2 separate regions of the Mus musculus genome follow, and region 2 is linked to region 1. A link is a loop called in an ENCODE intact Hi-C map of the cell type or tissue named here. Cell type or tissue: gastrocnemius. All regions are shown on one strand. Each heading gives the region's core, and the rest is flanking DNA. Links, peaks and the distances in the headings are about the cores only. Region 1 overlaps Shroom3 (shroom family member 3). Region 2 overlaps Shroom3 (shroom family member 3).

Region 1 (5,376 bases), core at 201-5,200:
CAAATTACATCACCCATCTTGACTATCTACAGTTTCTTAGTAGAGAGTGCTGAAGAGTTGAGTCTAATTTTCACTCATGTTAAGAGTGTGCTCTACTCCAGAGCTACATCCCCAACACCACTGCTATACAACTTTAATTAGTTATAAGTCACTAATGTTGGGGGCTAGGTCGAGATCTAAGTGCCAATGAGATGGCTCAGTGGGTAAAGGTGCAACAGAGATTGACAACCTGCCTTCAATCTCTAGGACCTACCAGCCTCCATGATGAAGTAGACAATAGACTTCTACAGATGATCCTCAGGGTCTCCTGCACGTTGTGCTGTGCATGCCCGACCGCCAGCACATTAAGTACATAAGTAAATATATCAAGTTTAAAACAAGGGTTTAAGTGAAGCACACCGCCATTTCAGACATGGGGGCTGAGTTTTCAGATGGGGAGAAAGGCTTAGAACAATGGGGTCCATTCCTCCCTTCTAGAAAAGAGTTGAAGGTTTAAGTCACCTTTGTATGAAGCTTGAGAACAGCGGTGCCAAGGAAGGGTGTTCATGGAATCCACACTCCTGATGTGTCTGGCAGGACTCTAGCATTGGTGGCTGAAAGGGAAAGCTTCCACATTGGCAGCCTACGGGGCTCTAGAGGTGCCGTCAAATCATGACATGGCATGTGAGTTATTTCTAGCAGAATCATTGCCAATTGGGTTTGACTTGGCATGAAGGGTTAAACTCCAGCCTTGCTGCTGACTGATTATGGGACCCTCTAAGCCTCACTCACCTCATTTATTCAATAAAACAGAAGTGATATTCCCTTCCTCAAAAGGACATTATACTGACTGTGATGGATAAAGTTAATAATGTGCATAGAATGTGGGCAGTCGTCCGCCCTGTTTGTTCTCAACTGGGCTAGAGAGTCACGAGGGACTATTGTACTGTCACATATGCGGCTGCCTGCTTACCCAGAAGCCCCCGTTTCCTTCCCTCGATGGATTGATTATGGTTTGGGGGCCTGTGATCTGCTTATAGGCCTAAAGTTAGTGCTGGACATCTCAGCACTTGTGGGATTTAGGAGTGTAAAGTCACATTATATAAACCCAGAAGCAACTGGGCATTAACCACCATGGCCGTGTGCTAATTCATTTTAAGATGGACACTTCTAAATGGATGGGAATCAATATACTTCATCTCTTCAGGAATACTAAAGGGGAAGTGTGTCACCTCTGCCTGCGGGAGCTGATGTGTGTGGTGGCATCTATTCTGAAGGCCAGATGCTCTACCTGCCCATTGGACATCAAGACCCTCTGAGCCCCAGGGAATCACACTGCCTAAGTCCCCCTTTCCAGTTTCAATCCTCACCACCAGATCCCCTTTCTGACTGACACATTCTTTCTTTAGATATGGTAATGAAATCGATAAGGTTACAGGCAGTCTTGCTCTCCCTGCCCGCTGGTGTGGGAAACTTTTTGTCTCTGGGGTGTCTGTCTGTTGAGTGCACCCTAGCTTGTCCATTTTGTGTCCATGTTTAGGGTAAACTCTCCGTGCTAGAGGCAAAGGAGCCTGCCTCACCTCTCTCACTGGCAAGCTGCAAGAGACATGGAAGGGCATTTTCCTCTTATACTTCCAGACCCACTGCAAGCCCCTACGCTGGACTCCGCTGCTTTCGTATTCTGATGTTCAGCTGTCATATCCTGGCCTCAGCCTGAGATTTTGTTCCTTTCCATTTTGACGAAATGATTTGTGTTAATTCATTAGCTTGCTTTCCTTCATAAGCAATCCCAGTACTACCACTGCTACTACTACTGCTACTGCTGCTACTAATAATAATAATCATCATAATAATAATAGTGTTACATGATTTTCTAGAAATGTAACTGATAGTGGCTGTCTATGGAGGACCAATAACTTGTATAGTCAAAGTTTATGTGCCTGCTGGCACTTCTACCTACCTCCTTTAAAGTTATTCTGTGTGGCTAAGAGTAACACCTGTATGGTGTCCACATAAAAATGCCAAGAGTGACAGTGTTTATGTGAGTTTCAGGGTGACTGAGAACAGGCCAAAGTAGAAGCACCCTCTTAAAAGGCTGCAATTGACAAGAGACATGCAAAGCCCCCAGTGAGCCAAGGGTCAGAGATCTTGGGATTTCTGCTGACCCATGAAGAGGGCGGAGCTTAGCCTTTCTTGGGAGCAAAAGGGCAGTGCAGAGCCTTCAGGGACAGAGAAAGCTGGGCTGCGCGTGGGCCACAGTCTAAGCTGGTGGTGGATAATGAGGGTGATGGGGGTGATATGATAAGCTAAAAAGGGCCTGGCAAGAGGAACGTAAACATCTCCCAGCTGGGGAAACCTTTATGGAATGCGAAGATCCAAAGCCCATACAAAGAGTGTTAATTTGAGTAAGACACACCGTGAGACCCAACACTCCAAATCCTGTCTGAAATCAACACACACTTCATTTGGCAGACATGTGTAAAATATTTGTCTGAGGGCCAGGTGACCTTCAGAAGGAAACTGGTAGATAAGAGGAACAGATCTTCAGATTTAATTGATGACTGTATATGATGCAAGAGGCTTTTTAAAAGAAATAGGTCTAAAGAAGTGACTCAGTGGTTAAGAGCACTGGCTGCTCTTCCATGGGATCTGGGTTGGTGTCCCAGCATCCATATGACAGGTCACGGCTGTCTGTAACTGCAATCCTAGGGACTCCAACACCCTCTTCTGATCGCCTCAGGCACCAAGCATGCATGCGATGCACAGAAATACATGTAACAGAGCATACATACACAAAAAAATAAATAAGGCTTGCCAGGTGTGGTGGCACATGCCTTTAAGCCCAACACTCTGGAAGCAGATGGAGGTGGATCTCTGTGAGTTTGCAGCCAGCCTGGTCTATATATATGTTCAGGGTTCAGGACAGCCAAAACCACATAGAGAGAGAGAGACATTGTTTCAAAGAAACAGTAATAACAATAATAGATATTTTTAAAACAAAAGATTTCTTTTTATCATTTGCTTTATATGGTATTATATTTATGTGTATGTGTGTATGTGTGTGTGTGTATGTGTGTGTTTGTGGTTGTGGTTGTGGTTGTTCATGTTCATTATGCAAGAGGCCAGAAGAGGGCATCAGACCCTCTGTTGCTGAGTTACAGGTAGTTGTGAGCCACCCAGTGTGGGTGCTGAGAACTAAGAGTGTGATCTGTACCTCCGACCTGTAAGGCTGCATTGTATTTGAAGACTGTGACCATATGCTTCAGTCAGTGCTCTCTGACTGTCCAGTTCCGGAAGGGGAGTGAAGCCACGCTTGGTTTGCTTGGTGTAGTAAGGTGCAAGTGTCCCTCTCAGTCTTGTGAGTTCTGGACAATGGGGCTGGCACACCCCTTCAATCCCAGCCCTTGGCAAGCAGAGGCTAAGGCAGAGTTCAAGACCAGCCAGATCTATGTAGCAAATTCAGGCCAGACCAGGCTATCTCAAAATACAAACTAAGGGACTACCTCCAAAGATACGATAAGATTTTATTTATTTATTTTATGTATATGAGTATACTATAGCTGTACAGATGGTTGTGAGCCACCATGTGGTTGCTTGGAATTTAACTCAGGACCTTCAGAAGAGCAGTCAGTGTTCTTAACCACTGAGCCATCTCTCTAGCCCACAACCCTAATTTTTAGTTCATCCAGGACAGTTTTGTAAACGAAGAGGACATTTGCTTCTGACCTTGAATTTCCCGAAGGGGAGCTCAGGACACTCAGCTGACTTAAATTCCAACATCAGCCCCTGACATCAAACCAAGTGGCTCCAGCAGCTGCTCTGTCCTTCCTTATAAAAAGGAGACGGAGTTTGCTGCAGCCCTGAGGCCCACAGGCTCCCGGAGGGACCATCCCACATTTCTGAGGGCTAGGGAAATCGCTTCTTCATATAAAGAGCAGGATGACGTTATTGGGTCGGAATGACTGGCTCAAACATTTGTTACCTCCATGTGTCCGATCCCTTTGACCTTTTATTTCTAGATCGAGTTTTGACATTGCAGCTCGCCCAAGATTTGCAAGTCAATGGTCTTGAAATAAATGTCTTATAATGATCGCTCTGCTGTTGAAGTCCAGCTTAATGGATACAGAATTAACTCTATTAACTATTAATAAAGAAGGGTTGGTCAAACCTGTTTCTTTGCCAGCTCATGGTTATAGTCTATGGGAGAAAATAATTTCTTAGACTGTAGCCCTCCCCACATCCTTCACAGGGCTGTCTCCTCTTCCCCACCTACCCGATTCCATTCCCTGAAAATGCACTTGACCCTCTCAAAGCAACTTGCTGTGATTAACAGTGTGCTAGCTTCTCATGGCTGTGATGAAAGGCCCGAGGAAACTAGCTTAAAGGAGGAGAGAGTAATTTTGCTCGTGGTTTTAGACTTTCAGGCTAAGGTCAGTTGATTCCCCACCATGCCCCAGCATCATGGAGGAGAAGGGATGGTGGGGTCCCTCTCATGGCCGTGAGGAGAGGGATGGAGAGGGAGAGAAAGCTCAAAAGAGAAACAGTAATTAAAACAGCCCAGAAGGTTCCCTTCTCAGCCATCACTGATTTCCTCTGACTTGGTCCCACCTCCCAACCGGTCCATCACCTCCAAATACCTGACTATGGATCCACACATGGATGAAACCAGCTACAGTCACTTCCCAAACACCCCTCCTGAATGGACCAAGCACTGGGACCCAGCCTTCAGAGAGCTGGGAGGAGAGTTCAGATCCATTCCATTAACAAAACCGATCATTTAAAGCACTTTGCAGAGTTCGCACTTTAAGAGTTCATCAAAGGAAGAAACTGAAATAAAACTCCTTTCTTGTTGCCTTTCTACAGAGCCCTGACTGTCCTGGAACTCACTGTGTAGATCAGGCTGGCCTTGAACTCACAGAGATCTGCCTGCTTCCCGAATGTGCCTCCATACCTAGCTAAAACCTCCTTATTTTAAAAGTAAGAAAAGTTGAAGTTGAGATTCAGGACCTCTTGTCTCATAAACAGAGGTCTGCAGACCAGATAGTATAACAAGGAGGTACCAGGTATCGGGGTGAAAATATCAACGGTGTGAGGAAGACTTCAGAGATAGATTCCAATTTCAGCACTGCTGGGTTCTGGATATAAATGTAACCTCTGTACGTTTCTCCTTACAATAGAGGAGTAAAGCAAAGCAATGATGTCTTCCGTACAGAAGTGCTGGGACATAGGTCATGAATATGGAAATCTTTCATTATAATAAGCAATCGGTATCCCATGAGGACCTTCTTTGGAAGAGCTTGTGTGTGTGTGTGTGTGTGTGTGTGTGTGTGTATGGGATTTTTGAAGTTTTTTTTCTCTATAGCCCTGGCTATTCTGGAACTCACTCTGTAGATAGAC
Region 2 (5,376 bases), core at 95-5,094, 72 kb after region 1:
GTGCATATGTGTGTGTTCAGGAAATGTGTGTGTTTGGGAAATGTGTTGTGCTGTGCCTGTGGATTACCGGAAGAAGGCAATAGCTCCCCTGAAGGTGGAGTTTTTTGAAGTTCATACATGCAAGGCAATTACTCTGCCACCAGGCCACATCCACGGTCTCTCTGACAATTTTCTGAGAAGACATATGCTTGGGATCCCTAGAGACTGGTAAGGGACCTCCCAGTTTCTGGTTCCAGTTGGCAGTGACAGCCTTGCTCATGGAGAAACAAACCATCAAGTTAGAAAGCTCTACAGACGTAAGGTGAGGACGTAGCAGTTGGAAGAAGGCTTGCCTGACTCCATGAGCCCCTGGGTCTAACCCTCTGCAGTACAGAAGCTGAGCATGGTGGCACACTCCTGGAATCTTAGCACTTACAGGTGGAAGCAGGAGGGGCAGAACTCCAAGGTCATCCTTCGGTACTTAGTGAGTTTGAGGCCAGTCTTATAGGGGAAAAACATTTTACAGAACATGAAAAATTGTGTATGCTTGTCAGAGGGAAACCAGGCTTCGGGAGTTTTGGGGTCAGCACGGCTCACTGGACTGCACTGGGGTAACACCCTGGCATTAAGTCTAGGCATTAGGAACCGAAGCCTGGGAGAATGCCCTGAAAGGGAGGAAGGGTGTGAGAGTCTGGGCTCAGAGCCTCTCCTTGGAGTGTCTTTCCCTCCCAGGTCATGAGGTCAGGTCTGGCAGCATTTCATGACTATGAATCTCTGCGATGAATGGCATCTGGATGGCCCAGGGGAAGTAGACACCACCACCCAACCCTTGGTGGAATTGGGGTAAGGTGGAGCAGCAGCTGGTGGCGTATGAGAATGTCTGCTGGAAGGAAGAGGTTAGCTTGGGCCCAGCCTGTGGGCAGAGGCAACACGGGCCACCTTGGCTCTCTGCTTCTATGCATCTTCAGTTTTTAAACAACCCTAAATATATAAAAATATTCGGAAGTAAATAGTTTGCTGTTATATGTCTATATTTGCAAAAGATGTTAAATGGAACCTAGGGAAGTGGCCGTGGGGGTAAAGTGTGCTTACTATGCATATCTGATGACCTGAGTTTGATCCCTCTGTCTCACAATGGAAGGAGGAAAGTTAGTCTTGAAAGTTGTCCTCGGGCTGGTGAGATGGCTCAGTGGGTAAGAGCACCCGACTGCTCTTCCGAAGGTCCGAAGTTCAAATCCCAGCAACCACATGGTGGCTCACAACCACCCGTAATGAGATCTGATGCCCTCTTCTGGAGTGTCTGAAGACAGCTACAGTGTACTTACATATAATAAATAAATAAAAAAAAAAAAAAAAAAAAGAACATCTCGAAATTTATAAAAAAAAAAAAAAAAAAAAAAAAAGAAAGTTGTCCTCTGACCTTCCCATGTGTGACTGTGGCACATGCATCATATCAAGACGACCGCCACTACCACCACAACAGCAACAACAATAATAATAATAATAGCAAAGTTTTTTTTTTAATGTTTAAAAGATGTGGGGAGGAAGAGAGAATCCCATTATCCATAGGCTTTTGGCAAGCAGGATCCTTGGGCAGTCAGATCATGGAGGTGAGTCCCAGAAACAATCTTAAGCACTCCCTCCTGTGGCTGGCACCCCCTCCCCACCTCCTCACCTCCCCACCTCCCCATCACCCCACCTCCCCATCACACGCAGCTGGACGCATTTACAGAGGACCAGTCTAAGCAACCCCTAATAGTCTATCGATAGCCCTTTACTGAGTACCTTACAATCCCTGGAGAAACTCACTTTTCTGCAGGAAACAGGCCCTGGTGTCCAAGCCCACTTGAAATGACTCTCTCTGAGGTATTCATGGGGGTCTCTGGCCTGCTGTCTGCCTGCTGGCCATTCCCCCCTCCCCCCCAAGCCAGCCAGCCAGCTCTGCAGCTCCAAATTGGAGATGAGGCAAGGTGGCTGGGAGGCGCGCCTGCCTCCCCGGGGGAGTTGTGTTGTTTTTATAACCGGTGCCAGCTCTGCGCTGCTTGGAAGGTGAGTAAGCGCCTCTTCCTTTTCCCTCGGATGGTCTTTCATACCGAGCTTGCCACTGCCAAGTTCCAGACATGGTGAGGAGCAAGGGCTGCCTGGCTCTCGTGCTTCCCAGATTTGGGACCCAAAACTCAAGAAGGCAACAGAAGCTGTAAGTGGGGGCTTCGTGGGCTCAGTTTCCTGGCTAGCCAGTATCCTTGAGAGGGCACTGGGAAAGGGCCAACACTCGCCTCCTCGCTTCCTCTGGCGGGCAGACGGAAAGTGCTGGCTTGGCACACCGTATGAAACTGAGTGTACCTTTGAGTCACCTTTGGGCTAATGTTAGGTGTGATGGCCTTTTTTTTTTTCTAAAGGAATCTTATTTCTGGAAGTTTATATTTTTAAGGAAACAACGTCTGTGTGTCCTTTCTCATGTTTGAAAATCGCCGGTAATAGATTTTGGCTATGTGCGGTGTTGTTTTAGGAGCTGGTGTCATGATGCCCGTTTGTTGGGACAGTTGTGTCTGCTTTGGGTTTTAGCTGTTCTCTTGTGTTACATTGTTGACTTCTTCATCAGTTGACCTATAAAGGGGAATTTTCTTCTACTGGGAGCCCCACGGTTGGCACTCAAGGAATTTGATTTATGTATTCAAATGGGGGGGGGGCAATAATTCATTGGCACGTATGTGTCTGTGTGTGTGTGTGATTTTTCGATTTTTCTTATGACCTTTATCTGTGGCTGTAATCTGAAAAGACTTTTTCTTTAGGCACAAGGACCTATTTCTTGTTTAGCAGTAGAATTCTTTTCAAACGCATAGCTTAGCTGAATCCACGCTGAGTGACAGACACTTCCAGAAACCCTACCTCTGTTGTGCTTCTCCCAGATGATTCCCATTCGCTGCTGGCTGTGTTCCACTGGGCACCTGCTGCAACCAGAGTTACTGTCTGTGCCAGCTCCGTTCTAAAGCAAATGTGTGTTTGAGGAGACGAGCCATGCTTACTATTCGGACCTCTAAAAGCAATGTGCCAAAACCACAGTGGCAGAAATGCCAGAAACTGTGAGGATGGTGGAAGGACCAGGGGGGAAAATCAGAGTTTCTCCTCGTAGTATTATGTTATCCTAGGGTGTGTCACTCTCTCTGTGAGCTCACTAGCCTCTACCCCGTGTGTGAGCCAGTCGGCACCATGACCACTCTACAGCTAGAGAATGGGTTATAAAAGCAGGATATCCAAGCCACCCCAGAGCCAGCGGTCAGCTAGAACTGGAGCCTAAGCCCTGGACTTGTGGCCAGCCTCTTCCTGTCTGACAAAATACAGCAGAATAGCAGGGATAAGCCATAGGCTAGCTAGCTCACAACTGCCCAGTGTTCCCCCATCCAGAGGCCCAGAGGAATGAAAACGTGAAAATAAAAACCCAGAGTGTTCCATGTGTATGTGAATATGTGAATGGGGAAGAAGGAAAAAGAATTTGGGGTCCACATCCAGCAATGGAGGAACACGTTGGGATACTTTTCTTATTGAGGCTGTCATGTTTCCTTCAATGATGGCATAAAGTATGTCAGATAATATAGAGCCTCCTCCATAGGAAAAGATTGTCGATGAAAGCTAAAGCGTGAACTTAAGTCACTGACTGAATAAATATCTATTGAGTATCTCCCATGAGCTCTCTGTGGCATTTATCTTTGGGTCCTCACTGGGCACAGTATGGTAGATGGATAGAATGGTCGGTGTTCTGTCCTGATGAGTGTTCACTGTCCATGAGACTTTATCTTAAAGAACTTCTCCCTTTTCTTCCTCCCTTGGGGTAGCCCACACAGCCCAGGAGACGCCTGTCTTGCTCCTCCCAGGACCGCCCACTCACAGGAAGAAGAATTTCCTTAATGATGTCAAGTGAACACTCTGTGCCCATAGGGAGGAAGCCTTCATGCACTTTTACCCAGATGGAATCAGGGAAAAATCTGTCAGGAAGAAGGCACACCTTTGCCAACTCATGGGAAAAGCCTGTGCATGTTGCAGGCCTTACCCAAGCAGACCAACAGCAGGTGTATAATTTCTGGGCCAGGCAGTCAGAGCAAATCTGCCTCCACTCACTCTGTGGCTTTACCACCCTTCATCCCTAGTCTCTTGGGCTTGCCTCCTAAGATCCCAGCTTCATCCCAGGCAGCAAGCAGCAGAACCTAGGAAAGGCACACCAGGTGCCATTATTTATTGAACACTCTCAATGCATTGGCCTCCAACCAAATGCAGAATTAGATTACTGTACCTGACCAGTTGGTTCACATTTTAAACAAATAGGCAGGTAGAGGTGAATTAGGTAGAAAGGAAGGTGGAAATATACTCCAGGGAGAGGCCAGTGCTGGGGAGGGAAAACCGGTCAGAGCCGGTCATTTTGAGAGCCTAAGTAGGACAGGATCTCAACATATTTGAGATTCAGTTCTGTGTTTTTGATCAGCCAGAGGAAGGGTGGACTTGGCTGGGGAAGGAAAAATGAACCGAGCGAGCCCTCTGTGCCTTCAGTGCTGGTCCATTTGCTTTTTTGTAATTGTTTTCATCTCTGAGCCACCCGCGTACTTTGTCCTTCTCTAACAGAACACGTGGCCAACCATGGCCTAGCAAGTATTCTTCCTCTCCCTCACCTAGTGTGTTCTCACCTAGTGTGTTCTCACCTAGTGTGTTCTCACCTAGTGTGTTCTCACCTAGTGTGTTCTCACCTAGTGTGTTCTTTTTTGACTTTACTTTTTATAAGTCAAGTTTCAGATAAGGTCTTGCCATGAAGCGCTGACTGATGACGTAGAACTTGTTTTGTAGACCAGCCTGGCCTTAAGCTAAAACTCAGCAATCCTCCTACACCTGCTCTCAGATACTAAGATTGTACACAGACCACCAAGTCTGGTTGTTAATCAGCTTTCTGCCATTTCTTTCTTTGTGGTGCTAGGGATAAAACCTTAAATTCTCTAAGGAACTGTCCCTCTGAGCTATGTCTCCAGCGTCTTCCTGTCATTAACACTAGGACTGGGAATCAAACCCAGGGTCTTACATGTGTAGGCAAGCTATAGCCAGCTTGAGCTTTGCCTTTTAATTTCTGAATTCCCAAAGACTTATTCATGGTCTCACACATACACACACACACACACACACACACACACACACACACACACACTCACATACACACATATACACTCACACACTCACATACACACTCTCATACACACACACTCACACATACACAATTATACATACATTCACACATTCTCATACATACACTCATACACACACACATTCTCTCACACACATTCATGCATACTCACACACACACATACACACTCACACACATTCTCATACACACACTTACTCATACCACCCCCCCTCAAA

Evidence for each region. A loop is a pair of places that touch in the nucleus more often than their neighbours do. Peaks named below come from ENCODE experiments on the same cell type or tissue, not always from the same donor. Only the 100,000 strongest peaks of a DNase experiment are listed, where the experiment ranks them.
Region 2: it touches region 1 in a loop (4-fold over the local background); 1 of 42 quality-filtered maps calls a loop at or near these places.

Annotation. Positions count from the first base shown.
Region 1 is chr5:92,782,200-92,787,575 of GRCm38, forward strand. The region is part of intron 2 of Shroom3 (shroom family member 3); the gene reads left to right. Among named protein-coding and RNA genes, the nearest start is that of Mir1961, 3.7 kb to the right of the region's middle. In gastrocnemius, for the core only: no CTCF peak of the experiment used is centred there; no DNase peak of the experiment used is centred there.
Region 2 is chr5:92,854,414-92,859,789 of GRCm38, forward strand. The region is part of intron 2 of Shroom3 (shroom family member 3); the gene reads left to right. Among named protein-coding and RNA genes, the nearest start is that of Mir1961, 69 kb to the left of the region's middle. In gastrocnemius, for the core only: no CTCF peak of the experiment used is centred there; DNase peaks (open chromatin) are centred at 2,035, 2,213 and 2,931; H3K4me3 peaks cover 1,556 bases; H3K27ac peaks cover 1,823 bases.